Regions from separate parts of the Homo sapiens genome. Here region 1 is linked to region 2. Evidence: chromatin loops called from intact Hi-C (ENCODE). Cell type or tissue: heart right ventricle. All regions are shown on one strand. Links, peaks and the distances in the headings refer to the core of each region. The heading gives the core; the rest is flanking DNA. Region 1 overlaps C19orf44 (chromosome 19 open reading frame 44). Region 2 overlaps AP1M1 (adaptor related protein complex 1 subunit mu 1).

Evidence for each region. A loop is a pair of places that touch in the nucleus more often than their neighbours do. Peaks named below come from ENCODE experiments on the same cell type or tissue, not always from the same donor. Only the 100,000 strongest peaks of a DNase experiment are listed, where the experiment ranks them.
Region 1: a loop joins it to region 2, with 4 times the contacts of the local background. A loop is called at or near these places in 1 of 110 quality-filtered maps.

The regions. Positions count from the first base shown.
Region 1 is chr19:16,499,609-16,514,963 of GRCh38, reverse strand. It overlaps C19orf44 (chromosome 19 open reading frame 44), which reads right to left. Exons shown (of 9, transcript NM_032207.4): 2 at 13,413-14,172; 3 at 11,584-11,899; 4 at 8,190-8,263; 5 at 4,976-5,465; 6 at 1,855-1,950; 7 at 301-467. The coding sequence starts at 14,171. Among named protein-coding and RNA genes, the nearest start is that of C19orf44, 11 kb to the right of the region's middle. In heart right ventricle, for the core only: no CTCF peak of the experiment used is centred there; DNase peaks (open chromatin) are centred at 5,123 and 5,615; H3K27ac peaks cover 2,330 bases.
Region 2 is chr19:16,240,943-16,256,297 of GRCh38, reverse strand. It overlaps AP1M1 (adaptor related protein complex 1 subunit mu 1), which reads right to left. Exons shown (of 12, transcript NM_032493.4): 12 at 10,392-15,355. Among named protein-coding and RNA genes, the nearest start is that of AP1M1, 51 kb to the right of the region's middle. RefSeq lists enhancers at 3,225-3,724, 3,725-4,226. In heart right ventricle, for the core only: CTCF peaks have their summits at 8,311 and 8,520 (motif pointing left); a DNase peak (open chromatin) is centred at 8,517; H3K27ac peaks cover 1,619 bases.

The DNA of each region.
Region 1 (15,355 bases), core at 1,023-9,022, 260 kb before region 2:
CCCCTCCCATGGGAGAAAACAGTGCCACGAACAGTAGGTCCCTTTAGTCTGAGGTCACACAGCCCAGGCGGGGCTGGCTGCAAGGTGCAGGAGCTCAGCACCCCACCCTGTACCAGCTTTTGCCACAGGGTGGCAGGAAATGAGGCTCCCTCCACAGGGACAGGTGATGGCCCCACTGCATCCCTGCAGCCCTGGGCTGAGCGCTGGAGCCCAGGCCCCGGCCCATATCCCTTCGGCCCGGCCTCTGGGAGCTGCCGCTCCCCTACTGCCCTGCCCCTGCCCATGGGGAGCTGCGCTCACCTCTTTGGCTTCCTCCAGGGTGTGGTAGTGGAAGGAGTCCGCGTCCAGGGAGCGCAGGAGGGAGGCGTGCAGGTGCCGGCTGGCCTGGATGAACTGCTGCGTCAGGCTCAGCTGCTGCTTCAGCACATCATGGAGTGCCAGCACGGCCGGGCTGTAAGCGGTCAGGGCTGACCCAGCTCCGCGTTACTCGGTGGCTTCGCTGGGGCCCCACAAATTCTGCAGCCCCCCCCCCACCGCTCAGGTGCCAGGCTGCTCTCTGAAATCTTTTTTTTTTTTTCTGGAGACAGGGTCTCGCTCTGCCACCCAGGCTGGAGTACAGCGGTGCCATCACAGCGCACTGCAGCCTCGAACTCCTGGGTTTAAGCAACAGTGGCTCACACCTGTAATCCTAGCACTTTGGAAGGCTGAGGCAGGCGGATCACAAGATCAGGAGTTCGAGATCAGGAGTTTGAGACCAGCCTGGCCAACATAGTGAAACCCCATCTCTACTAAAAAAACAAAAAAAAAAATTAGCCAGGTGTAGTGGCAGACACCTGTAGTCCCAGCTACTTGGGAGGCTGAGGCAGGAGAATCGCTTGAACCTGGGAGGCAGATGTTGCAGTGAGCCAAGATCACACCACTGCACTCCAGCCTGGGTGACAGGGCAAGACTCCGTCTCAAAAAAAAAAAATTAAAAAATTGAAAAGGGAAAAAAATAGTAGGTACCAGATGGACCCCTACGTGTATCACAAGCCTTTATTGGCTCCACTGGACTCGACAAAGACTAAACTCTCTAAGATGGCTGCTGGGGCCCCTCCCTCATGCCTCAGGCTGGACTGGAGCCTTTGTGAGGGCCACACAGACTCAGCCCAGGAGGCAAGGGAATGTCTACCCAGGCTGTGCAACTCAGCATCAGTCAAATACATGTCTTCAGGGGAAATAAACTATGGCTTATTGATGTAATGCCACCAAGGGGAACATACAAAACAAAAGTGGTCTTGTGCCAGGCAGGGCGGCTCAGGCCTGTGATCCCAGAACTTTGGGAGACCGAGGTGGGCAGATCATTTGAGGTCAGGAGTTCGAGACCAGCCTGGCCAACATGGAGAAACCCTGTCTGTACTAAAAATACAAAAATTAGCCGGGCGTGGTGGCAGGTGCCTGTAATCCCAGCTACTCGGGAGGCTGAGGCAGGAGAATCGCTTGAACCCAGGAGGCAGAGGTCCCAGTGAGTGGAGATCGCGCCACTGCACTCCAGCCCGGGCAACAGAGCGAGACTGTCTCAAAACGAACAAACAAAAAAAGTGGCCTTGTTGGGGTGCAGGGCACAGAAGCATCACTCTTCACCCTCTTGTTTTGTGTGACATTGGTGTCTCTTTGCAAGAGACAGAAGGTTCAAGGGCATCCACACCTTTTCTCTCCTCATGGCAGGTGCCTGTGGCTGCAATAATCCCTGCCCAATGGACCCCTGGAAGCCAGCATGCAAGGGGTGCCACACCTCCAGAGTGGGTGTGAATCTGCAGGTGAAATGAGTCCTGTAAAATGTGACAGGAAGGATCCCCCGAGCCGGGCTGTTACCTTCTATTGCATCTGCACTGATAACATGATTGGCGATGGGTGTCGGGTCCACGTAGGCGCCTCCCAGGGCAGGCCCCATGGCTGCCATGCTGGCCACTATCTCGGGGACAAAGAGAGGGGTAAGCAGGCAGGACGCAGAGAAATGACTTTCGGGTCCACAGATACGACCCTGGAATAAACTACGTGACCTTGTTCTTCCCTCTTTCTGAAGGTGATCGCCACTCTTGCATTTTTTTTTTTTTTTTTTGGTTTGAGACAGGGTCTTGCTCTATTGCCCAGTCTGGAGTGCACGGCATGATCACAGCTCACTACAGCCTCCTGGGCTCACGTAATCCTCCCATCTGTCTCCCAAGTAGCTGGGACTACAGGTGCGCCACCACGCCTGGCTAATTTTTAAAATTTTTTGTAGAGACAGGGTCTCCCTATGTTGCCCAGGCTGGTCTTGAACTCCTAGGCTCAAGCAATCCTCCTGCCTCAGCCTCTGAAAGTGCTGAGGTGTAAGCCACCGCACCCGGCCCTTCTTTACTTTTTTTTACCCTCTTCCCCTTTCAAGTATTTCCCAAGGCTGCCTCCATTTTTCTGCTAGGTTTTCTTGGCTCAAGGCACGGGTATCCTAGCTGGGTGCAGCGGTGGCTCCGGCTCACGGTGGCTGCAGTCGAGAGCAGTGGAGGATGTGCTTTCCCAGCCCTTCTTCTAAGGGTCACTGTTGACCTCAGGATGTTGCGTGTTCTCTGGGCTCTGAGGCCAGCGTGTTTATGGCTGCTGTTTTTTCTTTCTCCTTTCCCTGTCAGTCCTAGTCTAGGAAAACAGCCTCGCCAGTGTTTCATGAAAGCATCCCTAAATTGCCAAAAATATGGACAGAAGTGCAGAGAGACACAAACAATTCTGAGCCCAGATCCCAGGTTGAAAATACCATTTAACACCTCCAAGGTGATTTGACTCAGTCCATGTGATTGACTTTCCCTCCTGAGAAACAGACACCACTCACCCTCTCCTGGGGGGCCCGTCAGGCTGATGTTAGGTTAAGCCCCCAAATCAAAACAAATAGATCCAGTGAGAATTACATTGCCTTTTTTTTTTTTTTTTTTTTTTTTTGAGACAGAGTCTCACTCTGTCGCCCAGGCTGGGGTGCTATGGCACGATCTCAGCTCACTGCAACCTCCACCTTCTGGTTTCAAGCGATTCTTGTGCCTCGGCCTCCCGAGTAGCTAGGACTACAGATGCGTGCCACCACACCAGGCTAATTTTTGTATTTTTAGTAGAGACGGGGTTTCACCATATTGGCCAGGCTGGGAACTACATCATTTTTCACATCCAGTCTACCTTGTCAAGAGCCATATGGATGAGAAAAGAGATATTAAAAGGGAATGTTTATTAGCCAGGCGCCTCTAGTCCCAGCTATTGGGGAGGCTGAGGTGGGAGAATCGCTGAAACCCAGGAGGTGGAGGAGGCAGTGGGCCGAGATTGTGCCACCGCACTCCAGCCTGGGCAACAGAGCGAGACCCCATCTCATAAAATAAAATTATATAAAATAAAATAATAACATGGGAATGTTTAAAAGAATGGGGCCTTTCCACCAGCAAGAGCCGAGACTGAAGCTGGGAATGAGAGAAATGCCCGAAGGCCAGGCATGGTGGCTCATGCCTGTAGTCCCAGCACCTTGGGGGGCCAACATGAGCAGGTGGAAGGATCACTTGAGCCCAGGAGTTCAAGACCAGGCTGGGGAACATAGGGAGACCCTGTCTCTACAAAGAACATTTTAAAATTATACAGGGGGCCAGGTGCGGTGGCTCACACCTATAATCCCAGCACTTTGAGAGGCCGAGGCAGGCAGATCACGAGGTCAGGAATTTGAGACCAGCCTGGCCAGCATGGTGAAACCCCATCTCTACTAAAAATACAAAAATTATCTGGGCGTGGTGGCACATACCTGTAATCCCAGCTATTCAGGAGGCTGAGGCAGGAGAATCGCTTGAACCCAGGAGGTGGAGGTTGCAGTAAGCCAAGATCGCACCACTACACTCCAGCCTGGGCAAGAGAGTGAGACTCCATCTCAAAAAAAAAAAAGATACAGGGCCGGGTGCAGTGGCTCACGCCTGTAATCCCAACACTTTGGGAGGCTAAGGCTGACAGATTGCTTGAGCCCACGAGTTTGAGACCAGGCTGGGCAATATGGCAAGACCCTGTCTCTACAAAAAATATAAAAATTAGCCAGGCATGGGGGCGCATGCTTGTAATCCTACTACTCAGGAGGCTGAGGTAGGAGGATCACCTGAGCCTAGGGAGGTTGAGGCTGCAGTGAGCTATGATTGGGTCACTGTACTCCAGCTTGGGCAACATAGCAAGACCCCATCTCTAAAAACAGAGTGAGAGAGAGAGAGAGAAATATCTGGAAAGTCACCCAGGGTGTTCATTCTCCAGGACAAAGGCATCCTGTGCACTGCGGGGTGTGGAATAGCACCCCTGGCCTCCACCCAGCAGATGCCGATAGCATTCCCCACCCTGAGTTGTGACAACTAATAATGTCTCCAGACCTTGCTGGAGTCCCCCCGTGAATCATCCTGTGGGAGGTGCTACCCTAGTCCTTGGTTCTGATCCTTCTGAATGCTTCAGGGCTAGGAAGACATCGGGACACACGAGGGCGGCTGTCCCTCGTCCATGGAAGAGGAAATGGTGAGCCAAGGTCCCTAGGTGACTTTTATTTTTTTTGAGACAGAGTCTCATTCTGTCACCCAGGCTGGAGTGCAGGGGCATCATCTCAGCTCACTGCAACCTCCACCTCCCGGGTTCTTCTCAAGCCTCAGCTTCCTGAGTAGCTGGGATTACAGGAACACACCACCACAGCCAGCTAATTTTTGTATTTTTAGTAGAGATGAGGGTTCCCTGTGTTGGCCAGACTGGTCTTGAACTCCTGACCTCAAGTGATCCTCCCGCCTCGGCCTCCCAAAGTGCTGGGATTACAGGCGTGAGCCACCTTGCTTGGCCAACCCCTCCAGGTGATTAATAACAAGAGCCCAAATCTCAGGAACCTGAGCTCTCCCACGTGTCTCCCAGGATGCTGTAAACCACACGCTGAGCTCCTGTCCCGGCTGCCCCGGCCCCCACGGGCCCCAAGGCTTACCCTTGGTCCACTCGTAGGTGAAGGCAGGATCTGGCGTCTGCACAGCTGTGTCCTTCACAAGCACTCTTGTCACGTGCCTGCCCGACTTTTTCCTAGACTCGGCTGTTTGTGGAAGGTCTGTCTTCACACTTGAAGAGGATTCAGACAAAGCGTCCAGTGTTCTGTCAAGAGACTCCTTGGAATGGGCGGTTGGCTCAGATGCTGTCAGACTTGGAGAGTTTTCAAAATCCTCCGAATAAGCTGAGCTGACTGTGTTCACCATGGGGGCTTCAGATGGTGGCTGCATGCTGGAAGTGCTGTCCTGCTGGATGGCAGAAGCCGAGCTGGCACTGAGATGCTCCGAGACCTCGCTCTCATCCCCCTCTGCAGAGGCGGCCTTTCCCTGTGATGCCCAGCTCCTCGCCTGGGCCTGCCTCGGGGCATCCTGCCCAGTGGACGCCTCGGCTCTGAAGATTTTGCCAGCTGTTTTTTGTCTCTGAGCACTTTCCTCCTAAAATGAAGAATGGCAGAGGTGGCTGGGAAGTGTTTTGGAAATATCAACATGCTAGGAACACTGCACTCCTAGGAGCTGGGGACCTGCAGCACTCCCGCAGACAAGGGGACACACCAGGTCCTCATTAGATGTGGGCACGGAGTATTCTAAACAGAACTGTGGCGTCTTCAGTACGGCATGTCCACGGGGCTGCAGGAATCCTGATGGTGTGACGCATGCTTAGGTGGCACGTGGATGGCATTTAACATTTCATCATGGACTTAAGGACTTTAGGTGGTTGAGGCGGTAGGATCCTTTGAGCTCAGGAGTTCAAGACCTGCCTGGGCAACACAGCAAGACCCTACCTCTATAAGAAAAAAAAAATTAAAAAATTTTCAGCCGGGCACAGTGGCTCATGCCTATAATCCCAGCACTTTGGGAGGCCAAGGCGGGCAGATCACCTGAGGTTGGGAGTTTGAAACCAGCCTGACCAACATGGAGAAACCCCGTCTCTACCAAAAATACAAAATTAGCCAGACATGGTGGCACGTATCTGTAATCCCAGCTACTCAGCAGGCTAAGGCAGGAGAATCACTTGAACCCAGGAGGCAGAGGTTATGGTGAGCTGAGATCACACCATTGCACTCCGGCCTGGGCAACAAGAGCAAAACTCTGTCTCAAAAAAAAAACATTTCATCATGGACTGATGAAATGTTAGGTGGCTGAGGCGGCAGGATCCTTTGAGCTCAGGAGTTCAAGACCTGCCTGGGAGACATAGCAAGACCCTACCTCTGTAAGAAAAAAAATATTTTAAAAATTAAGTTTCATCATGCCTGGGGGCAATGGCTCACACCTGTAATCTCGGCACTTTGAAAGGCCGAGGCAGGAGGATTGCTTGAAGCTGGGAGTTCAAGACCAGCCTGGACAACCCAGCCGGTCCATATCTCTACAAAAAAATAAAAAATTAGCCAGGCATGGGTGCACGCTTGTAGTCTCAGCTACTCAGGAGGCTGGGCAGGATTGCTTGAGCCTAGGACATCGAGGATGAAGTGAGCCATGATCCCCCAACTGCATTCCAGCCTGAGTGAGACCTGTCTCAAAAATAAATAAATTGGGCCAGGCATGGTGGCGCATGCCTGTAATCCCAGCACTTTGAGAGGCCAAGGTGGGTGAATCACCTGAGGTCAGGAGTTGGAGACCAGCCTGGCCAACATGGTGAAACTATCTCTACTAAAAATACAAAAATTAGTGGGGTAGGGTGGCGGGTGCCTGTAATCCCAGCTACTCAGGAGGCTGAGGCACAAGAATTGCTTGAAACCAGGAGGTGGAGGTTGCAGTGAGCTGAGATTGTGCCACTGTAGTCCCAGCCTGGGCGACAGAGCGAGACTGTGTCTCAAAAAAATAATAATTAAGGCCGGGCGTGGTGGCTCACGCCTGTAATCCCAGCACTCTGGGAGGCCGAGGCGGGCGGATCACGAGGTCAGGAGATCGAGACTATCCTGGCTAACACGGTGAAACCCCATCTCTACTAAAAATACAAAAAAAATTATCCGGGCCTGGTGGTGGGCGCCTATAGTCCCAGCTGCTCGGGAGGCTGAGGCAGGAGAATGGTGTGAACCCAGGAGGCGGAGCTTGCAGTGAGCTGAGATCACACCACTGCACTCCAGCCTGGGCAGCAGAGCGAGACTCTGTCTCAAAATAATAATAATAATAATAATAATAATAGGCCAGGCGCAGTGGCTCATGCCTGTAATCCCAGCACTTTGGGGGGCCAAGGCAGGTGGATCACTTGCAGTCAGGAGTTCGAAACCAGCCTGGCCAACATGGTGAAACCCCGTCTCTACTAAAATATACAAAAATTAGCTGGGCATGGTGGCAGGGGACTTAATCCCAGCTACTTGGGAGGCAGAGGCAGGAGAATCGTTTGAACCCGGGAGGTGGAGGTTGCAGTGAGCCGAGATCGAGCCATTGCACTCAAACCTGGGGGATAAGAACAAGACTTCTCTCAAAAAAAAAAAAAAAGTTTAAAATAAAAAATAATAATAATAATAAAATAAAAACAATAAATATTTTAAAATAAAAATAAAATGTCATCACTGTGTATAACCAACACGTGTATCTGACAGTGCCGGTGGCCACCAGGACAAAAATCACAACAGGGAGTGTGACTGGATACGGCTGGTGAAGTGTTGCCTCCGTGCAGATGTTGTCATGGGCGGCTTTACGTGGGATGTGCTTTAATCACCAGCTAACCAAGGTAGCTTCATCCTGTTAGCACCTAAATCAGGGTCTCTCACCTACTGCACTCTTGACATCAGAGGCCACAACATTCTTGGCAGCTGGGGGCCACCCGGTGCATTACACAATATGGAGCAGTGTTCCTGGCCTCCACCCACTCACAATGCCAGTGGCATCTGTCACCCACCCCCTAGTCATGACAGCCAAAATGTCACCAGACATTGCCAATGTCCCCTGGGGGGCAGATTTGAAAACTATAGGCCTAAATGAAACATTACTTGCTTTTCCACATAAGAATCGACATTGGGCCAGGCATGGTCGCTCACACCTGTAATCCCAGCACTTTGGGAGGCTGAATCGGGAGGATTGCTTGAGCCCAGTTTGAGGACGGCCTGGGCAACATAGTGAGACCCTGCCTCAATTTTTAAATTTTTTAAAAATTTAAAAAAAAAAATGTTGAAGCCAAAAACAATCGACCATGAAAAATGACTTTGTTGTACTTACTTCCTGTTCCAAATCGGAGTTCTCACTGACAGCTGGAGCCAGACCGTCAAGCGATAAAATATTTATTCTAAACTCTGTAATTAAAAAATGAGTATAAGCGTTTACATTTACTCTCTTATTTACTCCATAAATTTTTACAAACCTTCCAAATTTCTTTTTTCTTTTCTTTTCTTTTTTTTTTTGAGATAGAGTCTCACTCTGTCACCCAGGCTGGAGTGCAGTGGCACGATCTTGGCTCACCACAACTTCTGCCTCCCAAGTTCAAGTGATTCTCTCACCTCAGCCTCCTGAGTAGCTGGGATTACAGGTGCCTGACACCTCGCCCGGCTAATTTTTCTATTTTTAGTACAGACAAGATTTCACCATTTGGCCAGGCTGGTCTTGAATTCCTGGCCTCAAGTGATTCACCTGCCTCGGCCTCCCAAAGTGCTGGGTTTACAGGTGTGAGCCACCGCAGCCAGCCTAATCTCCCACAAATGTTTAGAAAGATATGAAGACATGGCCAGGCGCGGTGACTCACGCCTGTAATCCCAACACTTTGGGAGGCCGAGGCGGGCAGATCACAAGGTCAGGAGATCGAGACCATCCTGGCTAACACAATGAAACCCTGTCTCTACTAAAAATACAAAAAATTAGCCAGGCGTGGTGGCGGGTGCCTGTAGTCCCAGCTACTCAGGAGGCTGAGGCCGGAGAATCTCTTGAGACCAGTTCAAAGCTGCAGTGAACTATGATCACACCACTGCACTCCAGCCTGGAGCATAGAGAGACCCTGTCTCTAAAAAATAATAATAATCATCGGGCATGGTGGCTCACGCCTGTAATCCCAGCACTTTGGGAGGCCGAGATGGGCAGATCAACTGAGGCCAGGAGTTCAACACCAGCCTGGTCAACATGGTGAAACCCGATCTCTATTAAAAATACAAAAATTAGCCAAGTGTGATGGCACGTGCCTGTAGTCCCAGCCACTCAGGAGGCTGAGGCAGGAAAATCGCTTGAACCCGGAGTTGGAGGTTGCAGTGAGCCAAGATCATGCCACTGCACTCCAGCCCGGGTGACAGAGCAAGGCTCCGTCTCAAAAATAATTATCATAACAAATAATGATAATAATAATGATAAAAAATAAAAGGCTAGCTGGGAAATTTCCAGCTTTTGGGGACAGACTGACTCAGCTCCAATGTCATAGTGTGAAAGCAGCCATAGACAATGTGTAAAGGAAGGAGCGTGGCTGCCTTCTGAGAAAGCTTTATAAAGACAGAAGACAGGCTTGGTGCAGTGGCTCATGCCTGTAATCCCAGCACTTTGGGAGGCCGAGGCAGGTGGATCACCTCAGGTCAGGAGTCGAAGACCAGCCTGGCCAACATGTTGAAATCCCGTCTCTACTAAAAATAGAAAAATTAGCTGGGCGTGGTGGCAAGAGCCTGTAATCCCAGCTACTCGAGAGGCTGAGGCAGAAGAATTGCTTGAATCTCGGAGGCGGAAGTTGCAGTGAGCCAAGATCACGCCATTGCACTCCAGCCTGGGCAACAAGGGCAAAACTCTGTCAAAAAAAAAACAGACAGAAGACAGGGCCGGGCACAGTGGCTCATGCCTGTAATCCCAGCACTTTGGGAGGCTGAGGAGAACAGATCACAAGGTCAGGAGTTCAAGACCAGCCTGACCACCAGGTACGGTGGCTCACGCCTGTAATCCTAGCACTTTGGGAGGCGGAGGCAGGCGGATCACAAGGTCAAGAGATCGAGACCATCCTGGCCAACATGGTGAAACCCTGTCTCTATTAAAAGTATAAAAATTAGCTGGGCGTGGTGGTGGGCACCTGTAGTCCCAGCTACTTGGGAGGCTGAGGCAGGAGAATCGCTTGAACCCAGGAGGCGGAGGTTACAGTGAGCCGAGATCACGCCATTGCACTCCAGCCTGGGTGACAGAGCGAGATGTCATCTCAAAAAAAAAAAAAGACCAGCCTCACCAACATGGTGAAACCCCGTCCCGTCTCCACTAAAAATACAAAAAATTAGCCAGGCATGGTGGCGTGCGCCTATAGTCCCAGCTACTTGGGAAGCTGAGACAGGAGCATCACTTGAACCTGGGAGGCAGAGATTACAGTGAGCTGAGATCACGCCACTGCACCCCAGCCTGGGCAACATCTCAAAAAAACAAACAAACAAAAAAAAAAACAGACAGAAGACAGGCCTGCTAGCCCCTGGTCTAGACAGATTAGCAGCTGATCAGAGTGTACTGTTGGAAGTTGCTGAGAAGTACGTGTGTGGTGTAAGGGGTGGGAGGTGGCAGGGCAGCCAGCCAGCTGGGGGGAAAGAGTGGGAAGACTGTGGAGCAGGGGCAGACCTGAGACATGGCCCCAAAGCATCCTATGTTGTCATTTACAGCAAGTTAATAGACTGTGAGTTCTGAAAAAAAGAGTTCTAAAAAACAAAAAAATAGTACAGCAAGTCAAAGGCACCACAGAACCTTAGGGTGGAGGCCAGTGCCTGAACCAAGTGTGTGCCGGGACCCAGGAGTGTGGGGTTCTCTGTGGAGATTCTGGTGCCCCAACAGGTTTTTGGGTTTAAAAAAATTTTTTTTTAGAGATGGAGTCTTGCTCTGTCACCCAGGCTGGAGTGCAGTGGTGTGTTCATAGCTCACCGCAGCCTCCAATTCCCAGGCAGGCTCCAATTCTCAGGCTCAAACGATCCTCCTGCCTCAGCCTCCCCAGCAGCTGGGACTACAGGTGCGCACAACCACACCCAGTTAATTTTTGTATTTTTTGTAAAAACAGGGTTTCACCATGTTGCCAGGCTGGTCTCAAACTCCTCCTGCCTAGGCTTTCCAAAGCACTGGGATTGCAGGCGTGAGCCACCAGGCCTAGCCTCCAACAGCTTCCAACAGGTTTAAATTGACTCAAGAGATGAGTTGGTAAGCCAGGTGTAGTGGCTCACACTTGTAATCCCAGCACTTTGGGAGGCCAAGGCAGGCAGATCACCTAAGGCCAGGAACTCAAGATCAGCCTGGACAACATGGTGAAACCTGGTCTCCACAAAGAGTACAAAAATTAGCCCGGTGTGGTGGCACACGCTTGTGGTCCCAGCTGGTCAGGAGGCTGAGGCAGGCGGATTGCTTGAGCCTGGGAGGTTGAGGCTGTAGTGAACCCTGATCATGCCCACTACACTCCAGCCTGAGCGACAGAGCAAGACCCTGTCTCAGAATTAAATAAATAAATAAAGATAGCACAAAAATCGGACTTGGCCCCTCAACCAGACAAGAAAGTTAGAAAGCTGAGTGTGAGATGCGACTCAAAACTCCCTGCCTGTGGCAATGCCCCATGACCACTGCGTCAGGGACTCTAAAGGTGGCCCCACCCTTCCTGCCCAAGGTACTGGCTTTGCACCGGGACTGGGATTACCGTCGAGGCTGTCATCAGCACCTTCTGAGACTGGCTCGTCCACAGTCTCAGCCTCACTCCTTCCCGGGGAGGACACAAGCTTGACATGCCCCATCTTTAAAGACACTGAGTTTGAAAAGGCGCCTGTGATGGAAACTGACGGCGTGTGGGAGGCGGTGTCACTGGAAACGTGACTCTGTGGGTAGTCTGCTCTTGAGCGAGTGCTGTGAAGGGTTCTGTCTGCTGCCAGGGAGGTTGGCAGGTGTGATGTCTGAGAAGGCTTTGCGCTGGAGAGTTCCACGCTGGGTACAGTAAATGCTCTCAGTTGAGATGGGACCTGATATAAAACACTTGAAATTAACAAACTTATGACAACTAAGGTTTTTTGTTTTTTTGTTTTTTGTTTTTTTTTTTTGAGAAAGGGTCTCACTCTGTTGCCTAGGCTGGAGGGCAGTGGCTCAATAGCTCACTGTAGCCTCGACATCCTGGGCTCAAGCAATCCTCTCACCTCAGCCTCCCAAGCAGCTAGGACTACAAGTATGTGCCACCACACCTGGCTAATTTTTTTTTTTTTTTTGTAGGAATGGGTTTTGCCATGTTGCCCAGACTGGCCTTGACCACAGCTGAAGCAATCTACCCACCTAAGCTTTCCAAAACCCTGGGATTACAGGTGTGAGCCACCATACCTGGCTGATACCTAAAAGTTCTTATGGTTAAACAGACAGTGCAATTAGCGGGGAGCATGAGACCAAGACCACAGGTATCACATTTTTCTCTTACTGCATCCCCTTTCTCTCTTCATTTCTGAAAGTCACAGTACAATATTTAGGTAAGATAATGTTGGGAGTAGAAAATAATTCCACAAGGCTGGGCGTGGTGGCTCACGCCTGTAAATCCCGGCACTTTGGGAGGCCGAGGCGGGCAGATCATGAGGTCAAGCGATCGAGACCATCACGGCCAACAGGATGAAACCCCATCTCTACTAAAAATACAAAAATTAGCTGGGCGTGGTGGTATGCTCCTGTAATCCCAGCTACTCGGGAGGCTGAGGCAAAAGAATTGCTTGAACCCAGGAGGCAGAAGTTGCAGTGAGCCGAGATCAGGCCACTGCACTCCAGCCTGGTGACAGAATGAGACTCCATCTCAAAAAAAAAAAAAAAAAAAAGGAAAGAAAGAAAATATTCCACAAATAGGCCACGCACACTGGCTCACACCTGTAATCCCAGCACTTTGGGAGGCTGAGGTAGGCAAATCACCTGAGGTCAGGAGTTGGAGACCAGCCTGATCAACATGGAGAAACCCTGTCTCTACTAAAAATACAAAATCAGCCGGGCATGGTGGTGCATGCTTGTAATCCCAGATACTCAGGAAGGCTGAGGCAGGAGAATCACTTGAACCTGGGAGGTGGAGGTTGCGGTGAGCTGAGATCACGCCACTGCACTCTAGCCTGGGCAACAAGAACGAAACTTGGTCTCAAAAAAAAAAAAAATACAAAAAAGTAGCCAGTCACCGGCCGGGCATGGTGGCTCATGCCTGTAATCCCAGCACTTTGGGAGGCTGAGGCGGGCAGATCACCTGAGATCGGAAGTTCAACACCAGCCTGACCAACATGGAGAAACCCCATCTCTACTAAACACATAAAATTAGCTGGGCGTGGTGGTGCATGCCTGTAATTCCAGCTACTCGGGAGGCTGAGGCAGGAGAATCACTTGAATCTAGGAGTGGAGGTTGCGGTGAGCAGAGATCGTGCCATTGCACTCCAGCCTGGGCAACAAGAGCAAAACTCCATCTCAAAAAAAAAATTAAATTAAATAAATTAAAATAAATTTACCAAAAAAAAAAAATCTCACCGAAAATAGTTTTCTTTCTTCTTCCTCGCTGACGTTAGCGCTGCTGAAGCCTTGATTCGTGTTTTTTTCTCTAGAAGAGTCCATCAAGCTTCCTAGCAATACTTTCATTTCTTCTTCGTCACTGTCTGGAGAATCAAATGTTCTAGCAGGTTCTTTCTGTTTGGGGGTTTGCAAAGTCCTCTCTTTCCCAGCAGGTGCTTCAGGGGATATGTTTTCAACAGGTGCTTGTTTCTTCTTTAGAAACCTACTGACCTTCGCGTTCTGTGCATTATTTTCGGTGACAGGAAGTTCACGGGCTTGATTCTGGGAAGTTTTGTCTGTGTTCTGGGACGCGAGTTCGAGTGCACCCCCAGAGAGGATTCTGTCAGCTCTCTTTGGAAGACCAGCATCGGCGGTCATTGAGTCAGATTCCGTGTCAGACAAATTCCTCTGCAGCTTCCGATTCATGATCCGGGTTTCCAGCTGGGCCAGCTTCATGAGTGCGGCATTGGCTCGGATCCTGGAGGCAGTGGTGGGCGGTCTACATGAGGCAAGCCTGGGTCCACTCCCGAGCACAGGGTTCTCTTTCAGGAGTAAGTGTTTCTCATCTAGAGTTTGGTTTCTTTTTAGAAATCTGCTATGACCAGGTGCTATTTTGGTAAGATTTCTACTGATCTGGAAGTTTCTGATTTCTTCCATTGTTGAATCTTCCAAGGAAACATCACTGAAGTCACCAAAAACATCACGCATGGGACGGCTGGCTTTCCTTGCAGAAGCCATTCTGTGGAGGAAGAGGAGCAATTTTGCATAAGAGTACCTGCTGTTTGTATTGAGCATTCAATGGCTCCTACTTGGCAAAAGCTCACACTGTCTTTTGCAACCCAGCCACAGTCTTCCCTTCAAGCCCAAGGATGACAATGAAAATGACCAGGCTGGGTGCAGTGGCTCACACCTGTAATCCCAGCACTTTGGGAGGCCGAGGCAGGTGGATCACGATGTCAAGAGATTGAGACCATCCTGGCAAACATGGTGAAACCCCGTCTCTACTAAAAATACAAAAATTAGCTGGACGTGGTGGTGCACAACCTCTCAGGCTCAAGTGATCCTCCTGCCTCAGCCTCCTGTGTAGCTGGGACTACAGGTGCACACCACCATGCCTGCCACTGCACTCTAGCCTGGGCTACAGAGTGAAACCCTGTCTAAAAAAAAAAAAAAAGAAAAAGAAAAAAGAAAAGACAAATTACCTGAAAGAGCAATAAGGTGACGTGTGAAAATCGAGGTATCCCTGTATTTAACAAGCCCCCAGAAAATCAGATTTCACTTAGTGTAAGAACCATTACCAATGGCTGGGCTCAGTGGCTCACACCTATAATGCCAGCAGTTTAGGAGGCCAAGGCAAGCAGATCACCTGAGCCCAGGGGTTCGAGACCAGCCTGGCCAACATGGCAAAGCCCCATCTCTACTAAAAATACAAAAATTAGTCAAGCGCCAGGCGTGGTGGCTCATGCCTATAATCCCAGCACTTTGGTAGGCCGTGGTGGGTGGATCACGAGGTCATAAGTTCAAGACCAGTCTGATCAACATGGTGAAACCCCGTCTCTACTAAAAATACAAAAATTAGCCGGGCCTGGTGGCACCACCTGTAGTCCCAGCTACTTAGGAAGCTGAGGCAGGAGAATCGCTTGAACCCGGGAGGTGGAGGTTGCAGTGAGCCGAGATCACACCACTGCACTCCAGCCTGGACGACAGAGCGAGACTCTGTCTCAAAAAAAAAAGAAGAACCGCTACCCTGGGAAAGAGGGGGGCTATGGACAGGCACAGCTCCCCAGCAGGCCAGCAAATCTTTACCGTATGTGTATATTTTTCTAGGTAGAAATATCAGAGCTTTCATCATATTCTCAGAGTTCCCATATACCCCTGAAAGAGTATGAACAACCCACTGCAAGACTTACAAAGGCTTCCGA
Region 2 (15,355 bases), core at 5,436-13,435:
AAAAAAAAAAGGCAGGGGAGAGGGTTCACCTTTTTCTCTCATCAGCCCAACTTCAGGGACCAGAAGGATACTTGGGAGCCAGTGTCTGGTGCTGGGAGCCTGGCAGCAGCCACACAGAGAGGGGAAGCTAAAGGCCACTCCCAAGGTTCCAGGTGGGTCTGAAACTGGGTCTCCTGCCCCTGCCTGCCCCGTGGCTTCAGGGAGGTCCTTGTGTCCTCCAGCTCAGTCCTGCTTTGGGACTCAGGCCTGTGACCCGAAGCAGCCTGGCTTTGAGACGTTCTGAGGTTGTCCTCTCCTTCCCTCCCATCAGAGGGGCTACAGTTTCCCGGGATGGTTCACCCTTGAGGATGCAGTGTCTGCCCACGCACTGGTCCCCCACTCCCTGGCTTGGGTTTGGGGCTTTTGAGCCGCAACATAGGGAGGGGCTGAGGGGCGAGGGGTGAGGGAAAACTGTTGGTTTGGGTCTCCCTCTCTTTCTCTCTCTTTTTTTGATAGATTCTTGCTCTGTCACCCAGGCTGGAGTGCAGTGGCGCGATATTGCCTCACTGCAATCTCCACCTCCCAGGTTCAAGTGATTCTCCTGTCTCAGCCTCCCGAGTAGCTGGGATTACAGGTGCCCAACACCACGACCGGCTAATTTTTGTATTTTTAGTAGAGATGGGGTTTTGTGAGGCTGGTCTCGAACTCCTGACCTCAAGTGATCTGCCCACCTCTGCCTCCCAAAGTGCTGGGATTACAGGTGTGAGCCACCGCAACCAGCCAGTTTGGTTCTCTTTTAATGTTTTTCAAGTCATGAGTATAATGTGGAATTTTTTTTTTTTTTCAGTAAATCAGAACCTCCCTCCAAGGGCCTGAGTTACTTGGATCTCCTGGTCATAGAACACAAAAAGTGTGTTGGAAGAACCAAACAAATCCTTGTACACACATACACACACACACAGACACACACACTCACAGACACACGTACACACACACACAGACACACGTACACACACAGACACATGGACCCACACAGACACACACATTCACAGACACACACACATACACAGACACACAGACACACTCACACAGACACACAACATAGACACACAGACACACACACTCACATAGACACACAGACAGACACACACATACACAGACACATGCACTCACAGCAGCGCTATTCACAATAGCCCCAAAGTGGAAGCAACTCAAGTGCCCATTAACAAGTGAACAGGTCAACACAACATGTTTCATCCACACAATGGAATACAATGCAGCCATGAAAAGGAAGGAAGCACTGCCCCATGCTACAGCGTGATGAGCCCCCAAAAACACGGTGCTGAGTGAGAGAAGCCAGACACAAAAGGACACACGGTGTAGGATTCCACTGATATAAAATGCCCAGAACAGGCAAATCCATAGGGACAGGAAGCAGAGGAGTGGCTGCCAGGGGTTGGGGGAGGGGAATGGGGAATGGCTACTGATGGGGATGAGGTCTCCTTTGGAAGTGGAGGTCATGGTTGGATGACATTGTCAATGTACTGAATGCCACCAAATTGTTCACTTTAAAAATGGTGAACTTTATGTTATATTATGTAGCTCTCCCGGCCTGCTGGGGCCCCTCCTGCACACATCTCCCAAGCCCCCTCATAGAACCCTCCTGTGAGGTAGGAGAATCGCTTGAACCCGGGAGGCAGAGGTTTCAGTGAGCTGAGATTGTGCCATTGCACTCCAGCCTGGGTGACAGAGCAAGACTCCATCTCAAAAAAAAAAAAAAAAAAAAAAAAAGAAGAAGGCCAGGCGCAGTGGCTCATGCCTGTAATCCCAGCACTTCGGGAGGCCGAGGCGGGCAGATCACTTGAGGTTAGGGGTTCGAGACCAGCCTGGCCAACATGGTGAAACCCTGTCTCTACTAAAAATACAAAAATTAGCCAGGTGTGGTAGCACATGCCTATAATCCCAGCTACTAGGGAGGCTGAGACAGAATTGCTTGAACTCAGGAGGTAGAGGTTGCAGTGAGCCGAGATCACACCACTGCACTCCAGCCTGGGTGACAGAGTGAGACTCTCAAAAAAAAAAAAAAAAAAAAAACCCTCCTCCCTCCTTTGAGGTAAAGGCTGGCAAGTGGCTGAGCCTGGGTGGTACTCAGGTCTGGCTGGCTCCAGTGCTTGAGTGCTCAGTGCCCCACACGCCCCTCTTAGTGGCTCTGTTACCCGTGGCCCTGCTCCTCCTGCGCAGTGGCATGGTGGGGGCTGCAATGTGACTGCACGTCTCCACACACACCCACTCACGTGGCTGGCCTCCTGCTGCCCAGGGCCTTCTGGGAACTGTGCAGGTGCAACCTGTTTCTCTTGGAATGGAACAGAGCCAGGGGTGGGATGGGAAATGTGCTCAGCTCAGCGTCAGGGCAGGCGGGGCGGGGGAGGGGCCCTGCAGGAACTGCCGTGGGGATGGGAATGTTCTGGGCTGCAGGGAGGCTCCCAGCCTGCTGTCTTGGGAGCTGGCACGTGCCAGTCCTTGCCCTGTGTCCCTGCCACGTGAAGGTCCTGGCTCCAGCTCACTCCTGACTATTCAGAGCTTGGGGACATTGCCTCTGCTCTCTGACCTCAGTTTTCTTCTGCAAAATGGGCTTTTTTTTTTTGAGACGGTGTCTCGCTCTGTCACCCAGGCTGGAGTGCAGTGGCACGATCTTGGCTCACTGCAACCTCCGCCTTCCGGGTTCAAGCGATGTATGTGTATGTCTGTGTTGTATGCATGGTGTCTGTGTGTCTCTGTGGCTGTTGTATGCTTGTGTCTCTGTGCATGTTGTGTGTCTGTGTGTTGTGTGTGTAGTTTTGTTTTGTGTGTCTGTGTGTGTTGTGTGTGCTTGGTGTGCATCTATGTGTTATATCTGTGTTGCACATGTGTTGTGTGTGTTATATGTGTGTCTGTATGCTGTATGTCTCTCTGTGTTGTGTGTAGTTGTATTTGATGTGTGTGAGTGTTGTATGTGTGCATCTGTGTTATGCGTTTGTCTCTGTGTTGTACGTGTGTGTTGTATGTGTGTCTGTTGTCAGTTTCTGTGTGTCTGTGTGTTGTGTGTCTCTGCGTATGTGTCTGTGTGTGTTGTATGTGTGTCTCTGTGTGTGTCTCTGTGTGTTGCATGTCTCTGTGTGTGTCTGTCTCTATGTTGAGCGTAGTTGTGTTTGATGTGCATATGTTATGTGTGTGTCTCTGTGTTGTATGTGTGTGGTGTGTGGTGTCTCTGTGTCTCTGTCTCTGTGTGTTGTGTGTCTGTGTGTGTGTGCATCCATGTGTTGTGTGTGTGTGTCTGTGTTGTGTGTGTTGTCTGTATACCTCTCTGTATATCGTGTGTCTCTGTGTGCAGGTGTGTGTGCCTGTGTGTGTCGTGCGTGTCCGTGTGCATGCTCTGCCCATGTGCACACACGCGCCAATGTGGCATTTTTGAGGAACTGAATCTTTGGTCAGATGTGTATGCTGCCCAAAGGGTGTGGGGGCCCCTCCACGCCACCCTCACCCCATGACCTCCCCACCCCCACAACCCTGCTGGCCTCAGCCTCTTCCACTCTCTCTGGCTGCACCCAAATCCCACAATTCCCTCCCCACCCGCTCTCCAGTGGGGCCCCACCATCGCTCCCTGCTCCCGCCCTGGCGCCCTGACCTCCCTCCTGCCCGGGTTCCTCCCTCTCCCATCGGCGGCCAGAGGTGGCCTTGACGCCCAGAACCCGCTGTGGCTCCCCCGTGCCCTCCTCACAGCCCCAGCCCCCAGTACAGGGCCCCGTCTCCAGGGACTTGGGGTCTCCATCCTGCTGTGTCCTCGCCTCCCCTCCTGCGCCTGCCCGCCCGACAACCCATGTGCCATGTGGTGACAGTCAAGGTCATCTGTCTCCCATCCCATGACTCCCCGGGACTGGGGTTTTGTCTGTCTGTGTCAGTTGAGTCTCTGTACATACACAGCAGGTGCTCCATAAATACTCAAACGAATGAATGAATGAGGGTCAGGAGTGGGGCTGGAGAGTTCAGGGGACACTCAGACTGGGCAGAGAGCTGCCTGTGGGCCTGGACAAGGGCTGAGCACTGAGAAGGTGCCCAGATGCTTTCAGCAAGCACCATGGGTCTCAGAAGCGTCTCTGGGGTGTTGGACAAAAGGGTGAGCACCAAAGAAAGAGAACTGGTCAGGCATGATGGCTAACGCCTGTAATCCCAGCACTTTGGGAGGCTGAGGCGGGCGGATCACTTGAGGTCAGGAGTTCGAGACCAGCCTGACCAACATGGAGAAACCCCATCTCTACTAAAAATACAAATAAATAAATAAAAATACCTGGGCGTGGTGGTGCACGCCTGTAGTCCCAGCTACTCAGGAGGCTGAGGCAGAAGAATCGCTTGAACCTGGGAGGCGGAGGTTGCAGTGAGCCAAGATCGCTCCACTGCACTCCAGCCTGGGCGACAGAGCAAGACTCCAGCTCAAAAAAAAAAAAAAAAAAAAAAAAAGGCAAAGCAAAGGAAGAGAGCACTGAGGCCTTTCACGACACAGCCCAGCTCTGAATAGTCAGGGATAAGCCAGAGCCAGGACCTTCCTGGGAGATCCAGGAGGGCTGCCTGAAGGAGGGGTCATCAGAGCTGGGCTTTGTAAAATAAGCTGGAGATTGCCAGAAGAGTCTGGGTGGTGAGGGGTCCTCTAATCAGAAGGACACACCCACTAACTTTCTCCAGCCTGAGCCCACAGGAGCTCCAAGAAGAGAGATGGGTCATGGGTCATCTCTCTTTTTCTTTTTTTTTTTTTTAGACGGAGTCTTGCTCTGTCGCCCAGGCTGGAGTGCAGTGGCGCAATCTTGGCTCACTGCAAGCTCCGCCTCCTGGGTTCACGCCATTCTCCTGCCTCAGCCTCCCGAGTAGCTGGGACTACAGGCGCCCACCACCATGCCCAGCTAATTTTTTGTATTTTTAGTAGAGACGAGGTTTCGCACTGTTAGCCAGGATGGTCTTGATCACCTGACCTCGTGATCCGCCCGCCTCGGCCTCCCAAAGTTCTGGGATTACAGGCATGAGCCACTGTGCCCACCCCCTTTTTCTGTTTTTATAATCTCTAAAACAAAACAATTTGGGCAGCACTTTATTATTTATATATTTATTTATTATTTTATTTATTATTTTTATTTTTTTGAGATGGAGTCTCGCTCTGTCACCCAGGCTGGAGTGCAGTGGTCTGATCTCGGCTCACTGCAACCTCTGCCTCCCAGGTTCAAGTGATTCTCTTGCCTCAGCCTCCTGAGTAGCTGGGATTACAGGCACGCACCCCCACACCTGGCTAATTTTTTTTTTTTAAGACTGAGTCTCCCTCTATCGCCCAAGCTGGAGTGCAGTGGCGTGATCTTGGCTCACTGCAACCTCTGCCTCCCAGGTTTGAGCAATTCTCCTGCCTCAGCCTCCTGAGTAGCTGGGATTACAGGCACTCACCACCACGTCTGACTAATTTTTGTATTTTTAGTAGAGACGGGGTTTCACCATGTTGGCCAAGCTGATCTCGAGCTCCTGATCTCAGGTGATCCATGCGCCTTGGCCACCCAAAGTTCTGGGATTACAGGTTTGAGCCACTATGTCCGACCAATTTTTTGTATTTTTAATAGAGATAGGGTTTCACTATGTTGGCCCAGCTGGTCTTGAACTCCTGACCTCAGGTGATCGGCCTGCCTCGGCTCCTAAAGAGCTGGGATTACAGGTGTGAGCCACCGCGCCCAGCCTGGGTAGCACTTTAAGTATACAAAATATCAGTAGCATTCAAAGCATGGATGATGGGGACATAACACAGGTGCAGATACTGCCCTGAGGCTGGGCGGGCTGGGGTCGCTTTGGAAGGGGACTATGGTCAGCCAGGGTCGAGCAGGCTCTGGTGGGAGGGACGGGTTGATGCAGAGGAAAGCGCTCAGAGAAAAGAACTTGCCAGAAATTTCTAGGCACTATATTCCCAGTTTGGCCAGGGGCCTTATAAAACACACACACACACACACACACACACACACACATACACACACACACACACACATACTCACACACACACGGTGAAATTGTGAAATTCCTCAGAAAGTTAAGCCTAACATTACCATATGATCCAGGGAGTCTATTCCTGGGTATATACCGGGAATAATTGAAAGCAGGTGTTTAAACAGACACTTGTGTGTGAAAGTTCATAACATGGCTCATGATGTCTGAAAGGTGGTAACAGCCTTCATTTTTGTTGGCAGATGAACTGATACACAGAATGTGAGTTATCCATGCAGTGGGATATTATGCACCCGTAAAAAGGAATGCAGCGCTGATCCATGCCGTGACAAGGGTGAACCTCAAAAACCTGATGTTGGCCGGGCATGGTGGCTCACACCTGTAATCCCAGCAGTTTGGGAGGCTGAGGCGGGCGGATCAGTTGAGGTCAGGAGTTCAAGACCAGCCTGGCCAATGTGGTGAAACCCCTTCTCTACTAAATATACGAAAAATTAGTCGGGTGTGGTGGCGGGAGCCTGTAATCCCAGCTACCTGGGAGGCTGAGGCAGGAGAATCGCTTGAACCCGGGAGGCAGAGGTTGCAGTGAGCTGAGATCGTGCCACTGCTCTCCAGCCTGGGCGACAGAGCGAGACTCCGTCTCAAAAAACAAACAAACAAACAAATAAATCCCCACAATGCTGAGTGAGAGAAGCCAGACACAAAAGGCCACGTAGTGTGAGATTCCATTGATATGAAATGCCTAGAACAGGCAAATCCATAGAGACATAAGGTAGATTGGTGTTACCTGGGGCTGGGGAAGAGGAATGAGGAGTGATTGCTGATGGGGACGGGGTTTCCTTTTGGGGTGATGGAAATGTTCTGGAATCAGACAGAGGTTGCACGACATTGCAAATGTCCTAAATGCCACTGAATTGTTCACTTTCAAATGGTTAACTGTAGCCGGGCACGGTGGCTCACACCTGTAAGCCCAGCACTTTGGGAGGCCGAGGCGGGAGGATCGCTTGAACCCAAGAGTTCAAGACCAGCCCTGGCAACCTAGTGACACCCTGTCTCTACCCAAAACTACAAAAATTAGCCAGGCATGGTGGCATGCGCCTGTTGTCCCAGCTACTCAGAGGTGGGAGGATCGCTTGAGCCCAGGAGGCCGAGGCTGCAGTGAGCTGTGATCGCACCACTGCACTCCAGCCTGGGTGACACAGTGAGACCCTGTCTCAAATAAAAAATAAAATAAAATAAAATGGTTAACCATGTGTTATGTGAATTTCACCTCAATTTCAATAAACAACAGCGCACTGGCCATATCAGGGTCTTTGTGTCATGTAAAAGAACCTCAGTGCTTAGAAAGAGCATCTGAGCAGTTCTTAATTGGTTGACAAGTGATCTTTTTCTTCTTTTAGAGACTCTTCTAACAAAATGGCATGAAGAGGCCCCCAGTGGACAGAGAAACAGGCCCAGAGAGGGCAAGGAGCCTGTTCAAGGTCACACAGCACGGGGAGCCAGGTTTGTGGGGCACAGCTTTGAACACGGGGCTTCCCTACCCACTCCAGGGGCAGGCCACTGGGCGTTTCCTCTTGTGGGGGGTAGTCTGAGTTTGTAGCCCCTGGATGAAGCTGGGTGGGCTCAGACTCAGTTCTCCATCTATTGAATAGGGAACTGGTGGGAAGTGGGTGAGGGGCACCCGCCTGCTGTCGTCCACACTGAGTCCCCAAGCCCCAGCACAGATGGCAGCTGGGGAGGATTCGTTGGGCAGCAATGGTGTGGCAGGACCTGCCGGGTTCTGGTGTACAGAGTCCAGCTCCAGCCTGTCTCTGAGCCTCAGTTTCCCCATGTGTGCAATGGGAGCTGCTGAACCCAGGCAGGGATTGGGCTGCCTGTGTGAGCTGAGGCTCCTCATGGACAGCAGGGTCAGTCTGAGCCTGGCTGCCCTGACTTGGTCCTCCCAGCCAGGCCAGGGACCCCAGCGTCCCCACCCACCCTCCATCTGTAGCTTCCCTGTCAATGTCCTGTGAGGAGGGGGAAGGAGTGTTTGACATTTCTGTGGCTTTTTTTTTTTGAGATAGAGTCTCACTCTGTTGCCCAGGCTGGAGTGCAGTGGCATGGTCTCGGCTCACTGTAACCTCTGCCTCCTGGGTTCAAGCGATTCTCCTGTCTCAGCTTCCTGAGTAGCTGGGATTACAGGCACCCACCACCATGCCCAGCTTTTTTTTTTTTTTTTTTTTTGACATTTTTAGTAAAGACAGGGTTTCACCATGTTGGCCAGGCTGGTCTTGAACTCCTGACCTCAAGTGATAAAGTGCTGGGATTACAGGCATGAGCCACCGCGCCCGTCCCCTGTGGCCTTTCTGAGCCTCAGTTTCCTCATCTTCACCATCAGGCTGCAGGGAGGACCCTCAGGAAGGATAGCAGTGGTGTTGGGGTCGCTGTGTTCAGAGAGGGCTGGAGTCTCCCTCTTCCCAGGCCTGTCCCGCACACCTCTCTCTGTGGCCTGGCCGGGTGGGTCTCCAAGCCGTGGTTTCTGACCCGTGGATGCCCCCTGGTGGTCACGGCTGGCAGAGCCTTGCATCCCCAGATCCCAGTCCCAGAGCAGTACTGCTCTGGACCCTAGAGACACAGCAGTGACAAATCAGATGGGGCGGGGGTGTCCTTGTGGAACTTCTAGGCAGACCAGGGGTGTGCCAGCAAAAGTGGAACAAATCACAGCTGCATGTTTCGACAAGCTGGAGTGGCTGGAGGGGAGGGGACACTTGAGTTGAGCAATGAATTTCAAGGAGGCAGCGGAGGCAAGGGTGCACCAGACAGAAGGCACTGGCAACTGCAAAGGTTCTGAGGTGAGAACAAGCTTGGGGCAAAGAGGCGCGAGTGGCAGGTGAAGAGGGAGGAAAGGCGAGAGTGGAAGCCAGAGGAGGACCAGCTGGACCCGGAGGACAAGGGAGCGGGGACTTTACTCTGAGGGCACTGGAGAGCCATGGGAGGATTTTGAGCAGGGGAGGGGAATGACCTGAATTACAATCTTTATTAAAAGATGGTCTTAGGCCATCACAGACATGCTGATGATGGCTCTATCTTTTATTATTTGGCCATAAATAATACATCATTTTGTTTCATGTAATTTTAAACTTTGCACACATAATGGGGACAACGTCCTTCAGCAAGTCACTCTTTTCCTTAGCATCATTTATTATTATTATTATTTTATCGTGTCTTGGCCTTTTGGCTAAGATCAAGTGTAGTTTTTTTTTTTTGAGACAGAGTCACTCTGTTGCCCAGGCTGGAGTGCAGTGGCGTGATCTCGGCTCACTGCAACCTCCGCCTCCCAGGTTCAAGCGATTCTCCTGCCTTAGCCTCCCGAGTAGCTGGGATTACACGTGCCTGCCACCATGCCCAACTAATTTTTTGTATTTTTAGTAGAGACGGGGTTTCATCATGTTGGCCACGCTGGTCTCAAACTCCTGACCTCAGGTGATCCAGCTGCCTCAGCCTCCCAAAGTGTTGGGATTACCGGCGTGAGCCACCTACACCCAGCCCCTAGCATTGTTCATACTGTTCTAGCTATTGTTTTTTTTTTTTGATAGGGTTTTATTCTAAATATTCTTTTATTTGGGGGTCCACTAGCCTGTATCGTGTTTTGTGAATTAGAAAAAGAAACCCCTTTCTCGCTATGTGGCTGGAACTCTAGGCCAGGGATCACAGCTTGGTGAGCAGAAGCTCTCTACCCTTGGGAAGTGAATACCTCACACAACCCTAGACATGTGTCCTGTTCTAATCGTTTTAATGTCTTTAAATCTATAGTAATGTCTCCCCCAACCCAATTCCAGTAACAGCTATGTGTGCTTTCTTTTCATGTTGATCAATTTCCCTAGCGGTTTTTCAATTTCATTCATTTTTTTTTAAATAAACTCACTTTGTTGATTTTCTTTATTGAGTGTTTCTTTTCCATTTTCTTTGTATCTACTCCCTATTATTTCCTTCTTTCTGTGCTCTTACATTTATTTTGTTGTTCTTTTTCTAACTTCTTGAGATGGAGGCTTAGATCATTATTTTAGCCTTTATATATGTATATATGTGTACACATTTAATATCTACTCATATATATTTCTTTCTTTTTGAGATGGAGTTTTGCTCTTGTTGCCCAGGCTAGAGTGAAATGGTGAGATCTTGGTTCACTGAAACCTCCGCCTCCCAGGTTCGAGTGATTCTCCTGCCTCAGCCTCCCGAGTAGCTGGGATTACAGGCACATGCCGCTGTGCCCGGCTAATTTTTGTATTTTTAGTAGAGATGGGGTTTCACGATGCTGACTTCAGGTGATCCACCTGGGCTGGCCTCCCAAAGCGCTGGGATTACAGGCTTGAGCCACCTCGCCCAGCCTAGAATTGTAACTCTCAAACATTCAAAGGAAAACAATGACTTTATTTTTATTTTTTAAATTATTTATTTATTTTAGCCCCCTGCCTTTTTAAATATAAGCTCTCATCATTCAAGCAATGACTTTTTTTAAAAGCCACAAACAATCTGTAATAAATCCAGAGAGGACATAAAAGAGAACATAGAAAGGACAAAAATAGAAAACAAAGTAAGACGGTAGATTTAAATTTATACTTAAATGTAATATCAGTTATTACATTAAATGTAAAGGGACTTAATGCTCCAGCTAAAAGTCATTTTGTCAAACTGAATTTTAAAAATTCCAACTCTACGCTATTTTCCCCCCCAAATGCTGTCACACTCCTAGGAACAGAGAGGTCATTCTGGGTGGAATTCTGGTCTCCCCGCACTTTGGGAGGCCGAGGCAGGTGGATCACTTGAGGCCAGGAGTTCTAGACCAGCTTGGCCAATATGGTGAAACCACAACTCTATAAAATTACATAAATTAGCTGGGTGTGGTGGCGTGCACCTGTAATCCTGGCTACTCAGGAGGCTGAGGCAGGAGAATTGCTTGAACCCAGGAGGTGGAGGTTGCAGTGAGCTGAGATCACGCCACTGCACTCCAGCCTGGGCGACAGAGTGAGACTCTGTCTCAAAAAAACAAAACAAAGAAGAAAAGCAAAGTTACAGTGCTAAAATAATAAAAATGTTTTAGCTCCCTTAGATAGTAAAATGCATACTTATCAAAATGCAGATTTGGCTGGGCGCAGTGGCTCATGCCTGTAATCCCAGCACTTTGGGAGGCCGAGGCGGGCGGATCACCTGAGGTCGGGAGTTTGAGACCAGCCTGACCAACATGGAGAAACCCCGCCTCTACCAAAAATACAAAGTTAGGCAGGCCTGGTGGCGCATCGTGTAATCCCAGCTACTCAGGAGGCTGAGGCAGGAGAATAGCTTGAACCCGGGATGCAGAGGTTGCAGTGAGCAAAGACCGCGCCATTGCACTCCAGCCTGGGCAACAAGAGCGAAACTCCGTCTCAACAACAACAACAACAACAACAACAACAACAAACAACAAATTTTATCCATGTTATTTATTTATTTATTTATTTATTTTGAGACGGAGTCTCGCTCTGTCGCCCAGGCCGGACTGCGGACTGCAGTGGCGCAATCTCGGCTCACTGCAAGCTCCGCTTCCCGGGTTCACGCCATTCTCCTGCCTCAGCCTCCGGAGTAGCTGGGACTACAGGCGCCCGCCACCGCGCCCGGCTAATTTTTTGTATTTTTAGTAGAGACGGGGTTTCACCGTGTTAGCCAGGATGGTCTCGATCTCCTGACCTCGTGATCCGCCCGCCTCGGCCTCCCAAAGTGTATCCATGTTATTTATTCTCCTCCCAGACAGTCATTAACTTGGAACATTTTAACTCAGTTTACTCCCTGCAGACTTTTTTTCCTGTTGTATAATTCTATCACTTAAAAAAACTCCAGAAACTGTTTATGCAATCTTTGTCTAGATTTTCTCATGTATTTTCTACTTCTTTGCTTTTATTTCTTCTTGCATCATGCCCTTCCGTCTGAGATCACTTTCCTTGTGCCTGATGTGAGTACACTGTTTACAATTTTCTTTAGTGTTAGCCTGCTGCTGGCAAACTCTTTCGTTATTTGTCTGCAAAATGTTTTTACTGTAACCTCATTCTTGAAATACTTTTGCTGGGTCTCTGATTTGGGTTAGTGGTTTTCTTTTAGCATGTTGAAAATGTCACCCAACTGTTTTCTGGGTTCCTTTGAAAAGCCAGCTGTCTGTCTGTCTGGTTGTCATGTCTGAAGGTGATGTGTCTTTACCTCTGGCTGCTTTAAGTATCTTTTGCCTTTTTCCCCTTTGTGAATGTTTTTGCTGAAGTGTAACATATACACAAAAGAGTGTGCAAATCATCAATGCTTGATGGATTCTCGAGAGCACACCCATGTCACCTGCATCCAGATTGAAAAATATTCTCTAATTATTTATTTGGAGACAGACTCTCGTTTCGTTGCCCAGGCTGGAGTGCAGTGGCACAATCTCAGCTCACTGCAACCTCTGCCTCCAGGGTTCAAGCCATTCTTGGGCCTCAGCCTCCTGAGTAGCTGGGATTTACAGGCGTGTGCCACTACACCTGGTTAATTTTTGTATTTTTAGTAGAGATGGATTTTCGCCATGTTGGCCAGGCTGGTCTCGAACTCCTGAGCTCAAGTGATTCACCTGCTTCAGCCTCCTAAAGTGCTGGGATTATAGACATGAGCCACTGCACCTGGCCATTCTCTAATATTTTCTAACTTCCATTATATTTTCTTCTTTGACACATGGTGATTGAAAAATGTGCTTTAAAATCTCTCATATTGGCTGGGCATGGTGACTCACACCTGTAATTCCAGCACTGTGGAGGCTGAGGCAGGTGGATCACTTGAGCCCAAGTGCAAGACCAGCCTGGGCAACATGGCAAAACTCCATCTCTACTAAAAATACAAAAAAAAAAAAAAAATAGCTGAGCTTGGTGGTGCTCACCTGTAATCCCAGCTACTTGTGAGACTGAGATGGGAGGACTATTTCAGCCTAGGAGGCCAAGGTTGCAGTGAGCTGACATCGTGCCACTGACTGCACTCCAGCCTGGGCAACAGAGACCCTTTCTCAAAACAAAAACAAAAACAAAAACAAAAACAAAAACAAAAAAAACCTCTCATATTTGGAAATATTTTAAAGTAATTTATTTCTTGTTGAATTCTAACTAATTTCTCTTGAAAATTCCTCAGAGAGTGGGAACTCTAATAATAATTCTTGGAGTTGTGTGGAAACTTCTCGGGGATCTAATACATTTTTTCTTTTGCTTTCTTGCTTTAAAGTCTATTCTGGCCGTGTGTGGTGGCTCACACCTGCCACTAGCACTTTGGGAGGCCAGTGGGGGTGGATCACCTGAGGTCAGGGTTCAAGACCAGCCTGGCCAACATGGCAAAACCCTGTCTCTACTAAAAATAAAAAAAATACAAAAATAAAAAAATTTAGCCAAGCATGGTGGTGCATGCCTGTAATCCCAGCTACTGAGGAGACTGAGGCAGGAGAATCACTTGAACCCGGGAGGCGGAGGTTGCAGTAAGCAAAGATCGCGCCACTGCACTCCAGCCTGGGCGACAGAGCGAGACTCCATCTCAAAAAATTAAATGAATGAATAAATAAATAAATACATCTATTCTGTCTGGAATTAATATAACCATATGAGATTTCTTTTGGCATCTTTTAATGTCTTTTTACTTTTAACTGTGTTGTGTGCTTATATTTTAAGTGTCACATCTTTTAATGTTTTTTTACTTTCAATTGTGTTGTGTACTTACATTTTAGATGTATCGCGTATAAACAGGATATCACAGGATTTTGTATTTCAGTTCAATCCGACAACATCTTCAACTAGCAGCTTTGCTTCATTTACACCTGTTGTGGTTCCTAATATCTGGATTTATTTCTACAATCTTATTTTATGCTTTCTGCAGCCAGAGATGCTAGGGGTGTCCCAAAAGTCCCAGTGCAGTTTTAAGTACTATTATTTATTATTTTAAAAAGTTTAGAACATCCCTGCATTTATCCTGATTTTTCCTTTATTTTATTTTTTTTTTTTGAGGCAGGGTGTCACTCTGTCACCCAACCTGGAGTGCAGTGGTGCAATCACAGCTCACTGCAGCCTCAGCTTCCTGAACTCAGGTGATCCTCCCAACTCAGCCTCCTGAGTAGTTTGGACTACAGGTGTGCGCCACCATGCCTGGCTAATTTTTGTAGAGACAGAGTTTCTCCATGTTGCCCAGGCTGGTCTCAAACTCCTAGGCTCAAGCAATTCACCTGTCTCAGCCTCAGCCTCCCAAAGCACTGGGATTACAGGCATGAGCCACTGAACCTGGCCTCCTGATTGTTCTTTTTCTTTTTCTTTCTTTTTTTTTTTGAGATGGAGTTTCGCTCATTGCCCAGGCTGGAGTGCAATGGCGCGATCTCAGCTCACCACAACCTCTGCCTCCCAGGTTCAAGCGATTCTCCTGCCTCACCCTCCCGAGTAGCTGGGATTATAGGCATGCACCACCACACCCGGCTAATTTTATATTTTTAGTAGAGACGGGGTTTCTCATGTTAGTCAGGCTGATCTCGAACTCCCAACCTCAGGTGATCCGCCTGCCTCAGCCTCCCAAAGTGCTGGGATTACAGGCGTGAGCCACCGCGCCCAGTGCCTCCTGATTTTTCTACGCCTCCTTCTCTTTTCCTTCTTCCTATTAATCTGTTAAAAGTTTTCTTTCAACCCTTTTCCAACCACTGGTCTAGAAATTATATATAAATACGTGGCCCTCGTGGACTTTAGCCGAATCTCCTCCCAAATAGCATAGTGACCTTGAAAGGCATGAACACCAGGATGTTGTCTAGTACTTCAGTTGCGCCTTTTGTCGCTACTCTATACGTTAGTCACTGTTATTATTGCTTTACACAGTCAATGACAGTTTAGACAGATCCAATGGTTTCTAAGGTTTTCCGGCATTCCTTCTCACATCTTTCTTCCTTTCCTTATGTACACAAGTTCCTTTTTTCGGGGAATCTGTTATTGATAAATTGTTTTTATCTTGTCTTTTTTTTTTTTTGAGACAGAATCTCACTTTGCCCAAGCTGGAGTACAGTGGCGCGATCTCGGCTCACTGCAACCTCTGTCTCCCTGGTTCAAGCAATTCTGTCTGCCTCAGTCTCCCAAGTAGCTGGGAACACAGGTGCCCGCCACCACACCTGGCTAATTTTGTATTTCTAGTAGAGATGGGGTTTCTCCTTGTTGGTCCGGCTGGTCTCAAACTCCTGACCTCTGCCCGCCTCGGCCTCCCAGAGTGCTGGGATTACAGGCGGGAGCCACCATGCCCGGCTTGTCCTACCTTTTACAGATGAGGTGGGCTCAGAATTCTAGACTGCACTTCTCTCAGTAATTTGAAGCCATGCTCTATCTTCGGACTTTTGTTGTTC